Linked DNA regions of Homo sapiens: region 2 is linked to region 1. Evidence: chromatin contacts called from ENCODE Hi-C or POLR2A ChIA-PET data. All regions are on one chromosome and are shown on one strand. The core of a region is the stretch at or near the end of the contact, and the rest is flanking DNA. Distances in the headings are between cores, read along the strand shown.

Evidence for each region. A loop is a pair of places that touch in the nucleus more often than their neighbours do. ChIA-PET counts read pairs that join two places held with the same protein, here RNA polymerase II (POLR2A). Pooled maps may share reads with other maps.
Region 2: a map of heart right ventricle shows a loop between it and region 1 (13-fold over the local background). The contact joins the promoter of MEF2A here to the enhancer-like site in region 1. A Hi-C loop is called at or near these places in 34 of 168 maps with a recorded cell type or tissue (B cell, CD14-positive monocyte, CD4-positive, alpha-beta memory T cell and 16 more), 21 of 37 single-sample maps with no recorded cell type and 34 of 50 pooled maps. POLR2A ChIA-PET finds 5 or more read pairs at or near these places in 12 of 52 experiments (A549, AG04449, AG04450 and 9 more).

The regions. Positions count from the first base shown.
Region 1 is chr15:99,450,865-99,455,297 of GRCh38, reverse strand. No RefSeq gene overlaps it. Among named protein-coding and RNA genes, the nearest start is that of LINC03080, 18 kb to the right of the region's middle. RefSeq lists an enhancer at 2,061-2,370. Within about 2 kb of position 2,382, at least 26 of the 41 ENCODE cell types and tissues checked have a DNase peak (open chromatin) inside an H3K27ac peak, as active enhancers do; they include B cell, CD14-positive monocyte, ascending aorta and 5 more, where a contact is called at or near this core.
Region 2 is chr15:99,563,727-99,568,159 of GRCh38, reverse strand. MEF2A (myocyte enhancer factor 2A) reads right to left here and starts at 2,176. Exons shown (of 12, transcript NM_001319206.4): 1 at 2,056-2,176. RefSeq lists silencers at 1,676-1,725, 2,566-3,005 and enhancers at 905-1,878, 1,879-2,854.

The DNA of each region.
Region 1 (4,433 bases), core at 1,133-3,632:
ACACCTTCTGATAAGATTCCCCAGCCCGCTCACGGCTGCCCACCCACTCCAGCCAAGTGTCACGGAAGGAATGTGGTGGCAGCTGGGCCCGAATCACAAGACAGAAACTCCCAGGACACGTAGGTCAAGCCAGGAAGTGCCTCCTGAAAGGGAGAAGCCCGGACAGGCCGTGCATGGGCGGGGGCTCAGAGGAAACCAGCGCCAGTGAGTCAGCCTGCAGTTCTGTTGGACAGAGTGTGGGCTGCCAGAGAAAACAAATTCCTCCAGCAGGTTTATCTCCTTGTGGAGGAGGCCTAATCAGCAGCACGAAGTGGCAAAGGAGGGAGGCCATATGCTCCTGACCTGGCTGAGCTGCCCATGCCCGGATTAGCTGGGTCAGCCAGGCCGAGCGCCTGGTTCCAGGATGGAGGCTCGCTTCTGGTGGGTCCTGGGTAGGGCAGAGGCCCCCGTACCAAGCCAGCCAGATCCATCCCATCCTAAACCCTCCAGGGGGATGGAGCTCCAACAGAAATGAGGAGGGGCAGAAAGGAGACAAATGAAAGCAAATGTGGGTGCAGAATTTCTGAGGTGCCACAGGAAACTTTCCACAGCCACATGCTGTGCTTTCAGTGGGAAATGTGTTAGGCTTGGCAATGCCAGGGAGGGCCACAGTGCAGGGGAGGTGAATGGTGGCTTCCGGATTTGTGCAGCGCACACTCTGCCCTGCCATCCCCGGGGCCCTGGATGGAAGGTCACAATTCTTTATCTATATGGCTTCAGTGATGTTAGGAGAGGCACATTCCCATCCTCAGCAGGTGCATTTGGAGAATCCATAGCACCTAAGAAAACAGGACAGGTGGGCCCTGCTCAGTGGAGCAAGTCACCTGCCCCTTAACAAGGACCACATGTAACCACCCTCAGTTCTTCCTCCACTCCTGCTTCCTTCTCCAGGGGTTCTCAGAGTGTGGCTCCCAGTCCGGCAGCACCAGCACCACCTGGGAACTTGATAGAAGTGCAAATTCTTGGGCCCTCCCAAGACCTGCTGGATGGGAAACTCTGGGGTGGGGCCTAGTTGTGTGTTTAATAGCCTCACCCCACCACCTTCCCCCAGGAAGAAGCATCTTTCTCCCCTACGCAGCCTGGGGACAGGCAGCTCTGGCCTTGGAATCACTAGGGGAACTTTTAAAAGTGCCCGTGCCTGGGTCTCACCCCTACAGATTCAGATTTCTCTGGTCTAGGTTTTAGCCTGGGCATCAGGATTTTTGGCTGTTTTGCAGGCTGAAAGTGCTTCTGTGTTCTGGGGTGCTGGGCTCAGGGTCATCACCTGGAACCACGAACCATGAGATGGAGGCTTGCACTTGACACCTTGCAGGTCTGACCCTCATGCCTGGGGAGACAGCTCAGCTCAAGAGAGGTGCTTGTCTTCGGCGTGCACCGGAATCATGCCTGGGGAGAGAGCTCAGCTCAAGAGAGGTGCTTGGTCTTCGGTGTGCACCAGAATCATGCCTGGGCTGTGAGGGGGGTGCCCAACCATGCAGATTCCTGGGAATCTTCCCCAGACATCCCAGTTTGGTAGGCCTGGAGTGGGGCTGGGGAGTGTGCATCGTGAGCAATGTCCTGGGTGATTCTGATGTGTGCTCAGGGATCTTCCCTTTGAGAGCCACAGAACAGGGACATCTGAATGAGGTTCTGCTTCCATCTCTACCACTCACCAGCCACAGGCCCCCAGCAAGCCCCTTCACCTATGGTTGCTTTGTGCGTAACTTGGGGAAAACAGCAGCCTCCCTGGACCCCTCAGCACAGTCCTGAGACCACATGGATCTGGGCAAGACTGGCCGCTGTGGATGGCAGGACAGACAGAAGGAACTGCTCGACTGTCCTCCGGCCACCTACAGTTGGCCTGCGTGGAAGGAGTAATACTTACTGAGACTGCCCAGCAGAGGTGGCGAGTGTCGTGGCCGAAAGACCAGGCCCAGAGTGCGTGGGTGCCACTCGCAGCTCCCAGCAGCCGCAGGGAGGGGGCTGTGGGTCCCAGGCAGGCTTTGGGGTGCAAGGCAGGAGAAGGGGCAGGCCCTGAGGTCCCAGGAGCTGGATCTGAGACCAAGAGGCTGCAGGCGCCAGGGAGCTCCTGTTTTCTGATGGGCTTCATGACCTTTGAGACTTCAAGTTCTGTTCAGCTGCCCCTGACCACAGCCGACCACAGCCACTGAACCTGACAGGAGTTTCGTTTTCTTATAGAGCAAGTCCAGAAGCAGGCAGGGCTGGTGGAGCCACATGAGGAAGTGCTGGGGATCCAGGCTCCTTTGAGCATCCGGCTCTGCCATCCCAAGCATAGACTCTGTCCTCAGAGTCGCCAGATGGCCACCCCCAGCCGGACTCCGCTTCTGCATTCAGGCAGGAAGCAGCGAGGAGACAGGGCGGTGGCTGTGTCTGGAACACCACACTTCCCCAGGCGTCCCGGCACCCTGCCACGTGCAACTCACTGGTCAAACTGGATCCCCTCCAGGTCTCAGCTTGGGGGAAAGCTGAGAAATGTGGCTGCCTGGAACAAAAACCAGGTGGTGAGGTGGGAGGTGGAGGCGGGGCAGGAGCGGAGTGGGCTCCTGTCTGGTCTCAGTGGACTCGATGCTCCTTGCCACCTTGGCCACACACAGCAGGGTCACAGTGACCCCACTCCCAGATGGCCACCGGGCAGAACAGGGCCTCCTGCTTCTCGACACTGGACTCACAAAGCCTATAACATATCCCCTGGCTAGAAAGAGCTCACTGAAGTCATCACAGCCAAGCAGTGTGACCTGGGATGCGTCTCTGTGCCCAAGAGCCATGGTTCCCCTGACATTCCCGACTACCCGTGGTGCTTCTAGGAATCAAGTGAGGATACGATTGTGAGAACAACTGAAGGGTTAAAAGGCTGGTAGAAGTACAGAGGATGAAGCCCTGACTCAACCATTGCCCACCTCCCTTCTTCCTCATCATCCCTCAATTCAGACCTAGGTAGGATTTGCCTCTGACCAGGTAGGATTTGCACTCTCACCCTCTTCAATTCTGTTGCTACCACGGGGCGCTCGTGTCTCCCTCCAGCAGTCACTGGCTCTGGAACGAGGGTCCGATGTCTCTGTGTCCCGCACACCGCCAGGCCCTGCGATTAGGTGGCAGGGCCTCTGCCCTGCTCCAGGCCGCATGGGTGTCTGAACTTGGCCGTCTCGTGGCCTTTCTCAATTAGCATTTCTTCACCTGTACAGAGGAGATAATAATGTTGCCTCAACCCAGGTGGAGGCTAGGAGGAAAGGCAAACAAAAGACCTAGCAATGGCAAACCTAAACAGCCCTGGAAATGCTTCATAATCAAAATGTTTTCTCCCTCTTTTGAAAGCAGAAATGGAGGGAGCATGTGAAGGATGGACAGAGGGGAGATGGGTCACTGCTTCCCTGGGCAGAAGGAGAGAGGAGGAGGAAAGGGGGAGGTGGGTTGCTGGAGGCAGGTCGGGAGGGGGCTGGGAGCAGCCCCTCTGTGAGGCTGTGAGGTGCATGAGAAGGGACCGGGTGGCCAAGGGACACTGCCACTCCACTCAGCAGGTATGTGCTCCAAGGCATTGTGTTACTACATGATTTTCAGGACACTGAGGGTGAGATGTCCCTCTCTGGGCTCTGCATGGTGGCCACCAGCTTCATAGGGGTGCTGGATGGGAGAGGACCGTGGGCATGACTCAATTCCACTTATTTAGGGGCAAGGAGGGCAGAGAGTGTCTAGAACCTCTGAGCAGGGAATTTGGGTTGCCACAGTGATCAGAGCCCCACTGCTGGGGCCTCCTCCTGGGGTGACCTGGAGGTTGTCCCAAGACCCTGCCTTCACCTTCACAGCCAAGAGGTTCAAACGGGGTTCATGAGACAGAACCGGCCTTCTGAAGGAGGACTCCAACGTCCTCTCCTCCCAATGCACAGTTTCATTCTTGGTTTTATAATGGCAAGTCTCTGGGTGCACAGGCTCCTGCAAGTCGGGCTCTGAGCTTTCTGGCTCGTCACAGGGAAGTCATAACCTTTCCACAGACACAGGTGTCAGCGTTCCTTTTGCACATCCTCTAGCTTAGGGGGAAGGAGCGGGAAGCTGAGGCTGAGGCTTGTGATTATGCAACCAGGAAAGGGCTGCTCTAGTGCCGAAAATAAGGGTTTGGAGCTCTGCTCTTAGACAGAAGGCTCAAGGGGCGGGGGTCTGGTCATTGTCTTCCAGTGGGTGGGAGCTTTGTTCTAAGCGTGGCTTATCCTTCCTGTGAGTAGCTGACCTCACTGCGGAGAGGCGGTGGTTGGAACGAAGCCAGAGAGACGGGGCTTAGACACAGGGAGTGGTTTCCCGACCGACAAGGTGAAGACAACAAACCACTGGCGTGGGTGGAGAAGAGTCTGGCCCAGGGATCATTTTCATAAATTATTATTTAAAAAATACTATAAAACCGATAC
Region 2 (4,433 bases), core at 927-3,426, 110 kb before region 1:
CAAGTAAAGTGTAATTTTAACACTTTTGTTCTAATATGAAATCAAACCACAATTTTATATATAACCATAGTGTGAATTAAAGGAAATAGGTAAGCAAATAATTGCGTTTAGAGAGGTCACCATTACTTCACAGTCACTGTTTTCACTAAGTAGCTACTGGAACCACACTCTTCAACAAAACTGTTAATCTAGAGTCTACAAACATTCAAATCACCAGTTTTAGCTCTTCAGAGTACTTTTGATTATTGTAACACCATTATCACAACTTTTTGCAACAATGCTCACTGAGAATTAAAATAAAGGTGATTCTATTGTCAATGTGTCACCATATATAACAAATACTGATCTTAATGTTTTATGATATACAGGTGTGTGTTTATGACATTTAATATAAACTAATCTAAATCAGCATCTGCTTTAGTGAAAACTCTTGATTCCCTAAAACAAAAGTTGTAATTTACAGAAAAAGAAATGGAGACTGAGCTCTCCAAAAATACACACACACACACACACACACACACACACACACACAGTACATACAAAAGCCATAAAGGCACAATGCAGTCATTTTTATCCTCACTTCCTAAATTCATATTAAAAGAAATGTCATTTTTGTATGTTTAAAAAAGAACTATTTTGTTTACCTTTTCCACAGACTGTTCAAGAACTGCCAAGGTAACACAGATTCTAAAACTGACAACTAGAGTACTTAGCAGTTGCCAAAACAACACAGCTGGATTCTTAAAGGGAAAGTACTCTTGGGTAATGTACACCTAATTACAGCTTTAGAGAACCTCCTCTTCATATAGTAATAGATGATACAAGACACATGGGAAACATACTGTGCTAAAAACCCGAAAAAATGTTAAGACAATGTTTGTTTAAAAATACATATGCTATTGTTAACACATCACAGCAGGCCTTTCTAATAGGGCATTTATTGGAATCCCAATCTCACTGTAAACTAAAACGCAGGTTAACACTATGTTATATTCAAGCTACACACGGTTCCCTGCTGGACCATAACAGGAGGCTCGCTTCACAGCTCCGGAATCTATTTCGGATGTGAGCAACAATTCTATAGTTACACTTTTAAAGAAAAACTGTTTTCTTATTCAGGATTGCTCACCTTTTCCAAACTTGTTTGCACTATCTCACTTACTTTAACCCTCACAGCTCAAAGGCATGAAATCGAGCCAAAAAGCAAAGTTTCTAACACAAAAAATATTTTCTGCGAGCTGGGATCTAGCCGGATGGCAGGGGTTCAGCCAGCGGTTCCCTGTGCAGCCCCTCTGTCCCCGCGACGTCTCCCCGCACGATCGGGCGTCCGCAACCGCAGGTGTCCGCCCCAAACACCGACCCCGCCACTGACATCTACACACTCACAGAATTCGTACCTAAGCGTTCCACCCCGTTAGACCAATCTTCTCCCAAAGCAGAAGTGGGGGAACTTCTTCAAGTCCAACAGGGCAGAAGGCCCCCCGCACTTGGGGCTAATCCCTTCGGGGAGACCCCCGGGCTTGGAGGGAAAAGGGGAAGGAAAGGGCCCTCAGAGCGCACCTTCTCCGGGGTCTCCCGAGAACTCCTTCAACTTTCAAGGAGGCGACGTCCACCACCGCCCCCCGGCCCCAAGGGGTGCGCGCCCGGGGAGGCTGCTCGCCACCAGCCCGCGCGACTGAGCTCCCCTCGGCCCGCCCAGCCGAGCCCCATCCAGCCCCACCGGCCCGCCCTCAGGGCACCCCGCCCCCACCTCCCCGGGCGCCTAGCTCCTCAGCGCCGACCCCGACCCGACCACCCCTCGCCGCCTCCCAGCACCCTACCCGCCTCCCAGCACCCTACCCGCCCCGCCAATGCGCGAACGCGACCCTGGCCCCCTCCAAGCCGGACACGGCCTCGTCCAGGGGTCCCCGGAGCCCCCCGGGCGACCCTCTCGGCCGCGCCGTCCCCCGCCCCAGCACCTCCACCCCAACCCCTACTCGGTCCCCTAAGCGAGACGCCGCCCCCCTCCAGCACTACCGGCGTCGCGGACTGAGCCCCGCTGCCCGCGGCCCTCACCGTATCTCCGGAGCAGCTGGCGGGCGCGCACACGCCGCAGCCCGGGCCCGCCACCAGCGCTTCGCGCCGCCCGGAGCCGCCTCTTTCAGCCCGGGACTCGCCGGGACATCCGCGCACGGATCCCCACACCGGGGCTATTTTTAGGAGACAAGCCTCGGCCAGACCGGAACTCGTTCTGTGCTGCGCGTGCGCACTACCTCCGCCGCCTCGGTGTCCCTCCGCAGCCCTGCCTCCCCTCCCTCCTGGGTTCCCTTCCTCGCTTCTCCCCATCAGTTTCTTTTCAGGACTGAATTATCCTCTCGGTGGGTTCTAGAGTAATTGGAATGGGAAAGACAAGGGTAGGGCAAAGAGAGTCACGGTGCTTGGAAGCGGGCGCTATTCCACAAGGACGTGGGGGCGGACTATGTTTTTCCGGGTGGGTGAGGAGACGATCACCTGGCACAGGAAGAAGATGACGGCGGCTTGGCGCCGGGGCCGCGGGTTGGAGCTCGCTTTCCTCTGAAGGACCGTGTTCCCCTGGAAGGGATACTGGTCACTTGATGAGGGCCCGGGCGCCTCCCAGGGCGGGGCGGCCCGGCGGCGTCGCGCCCTGCCGCCCCCGCTCCGCCGCTCAGCCGCCGCCACCTCCCTGACCAGCCCCCGGGAGCCCAGGCCGGGAGCGGCCCGGTGACGCGGCGCGTGGCAAATCGCCGCGCGTGGCCTCCAGGGCAGCCAACCCGGGCGGTGGGGCGGCGCGGCGCGACGGGACTGGGCGGGGCTCCCGGGGCGGGGGCGGGGCGCGAGGCCGGCTGCCGCCCGGAGTCCGGGGCCGGGCGGGTCCTTCGGGACGCCCGGGTCAGCCTCCTCCCTCCCTCCCTCGAGGCGCCCTTGGCCTCCCCGGGTGTCGGCTCGCCACGCCCGCATTGTGGCCAGGGCCGCACCTGTGCTCGCCCCGGGGCACGGGCAGGTCACCCTCAGGAGCAAGCACAAGGGGACTCTGGGACCCGGGCCCGGAGAGAAAGGGACTTGAAGGGGTCTCGAGGGCGAGAAGGCCCTTTCGGACTGGACAGCCGAGCTCCCCAGGTCCCAGGACAGTAGCAACCTCCTTATCGTGACTTAATAGTTTCTAGGATGCCTGGGGCGGTGAACTATGTGATGGACATTTTGCATATGACAGCTTATGTAATACTTACAAGGCCCCATGAAGCAGATTCAGTTTCTATTCCCATTTTACAGATGAGGAAAGGGAAGCTGAGCGCTAAAGTGACCTGTCAGGGTCACAGCTTCAGAGTAGGGCCCTGAGGACTTGAACTCCTGACCACTCTGCATGTTGCCTTTTCTGAGATAGGTGCAAAGGGGATAGGCTTGGGACAGCTGTTGTGTTTTCTGGGGCTACTGATTATGTTTATCGAGGTCTTTAGGAGATGAGCCATTGTTGGCCCTCTCATCCTGAAAGCCGCTCACCTCTGAAGAGTTTTTCGGGGCCACAGTGCCTGCATGTGCCCCCAGAGGTGCCTGTGTAATGGACACGAAGCCAAATGGTTGTTTGCATTTGAAGATGAGAAATTCAATCCCGCAGCACTTAAAACAAAGTGGTTGGGGTGGGTGAGCAGATGAGCAGAGGCTGTGAGTGGAGGAACTGGGAAGTTACAAAGGAAGCCAGAGACTGGCTGGCTTCCTCCCTCAAGGACAACGGGGCAATGTGCTGGGGAGAGCCCAAAACAAAGGCGGCACATAGACAGCAGACGCCAGAAAATAAACCTGGAGCTCTGCTCAGAGCTCCACAACACCAGTGTTCAGGGGAGCCAGCAAAAGGAACTGCAGGGAGGTTTTTAAAACATGTCAAAATGTGGTGTAAATCAGCAAGTCATGTGGAAATGCATGCTTTTTAACCTGCCAGAAGCTGCAGAGCCGGCTGGATTTGGCTCTTCTGCTCCAAGAGGACGAGAAGAGTTTAATACTTATCCTTTAAAACTTAGGGTCTGGAGTGGGGGCACAGTGATCAGTGGCCCTCTCCTTGCCACCTGCTGTCACCCTGGAAGAAGAGGCAATGAAAACAGACTGTTCCAAAAGATGTTTTCACCCTTATTGCTCCACTCCGGCTCCCACCCTTCCAGAAATTGAGCCTCCTGAGGCACAGAAGACTCAGCTCAGACTGCCCAGCCCTTACCCATTCCAATGCTATTGTTACCCTCAAAATGTCAAGCAGAGAACTCAACTATGAGTCCAGCCACAGCAGAAATGAAAAGAGTGTTTGCATCACCTTAAAGAGCACCTCTCTCCCCACCACTCTGCATGTCAAAGCCCTTGTCTGAGAATTGCAGGCAGTGGTAAGAAGGAAGGAAGGAAAGGAAGGAGAGAAGGAAAAGTGGAAGGCTAAGTTTAAGAATTGTGGAGCA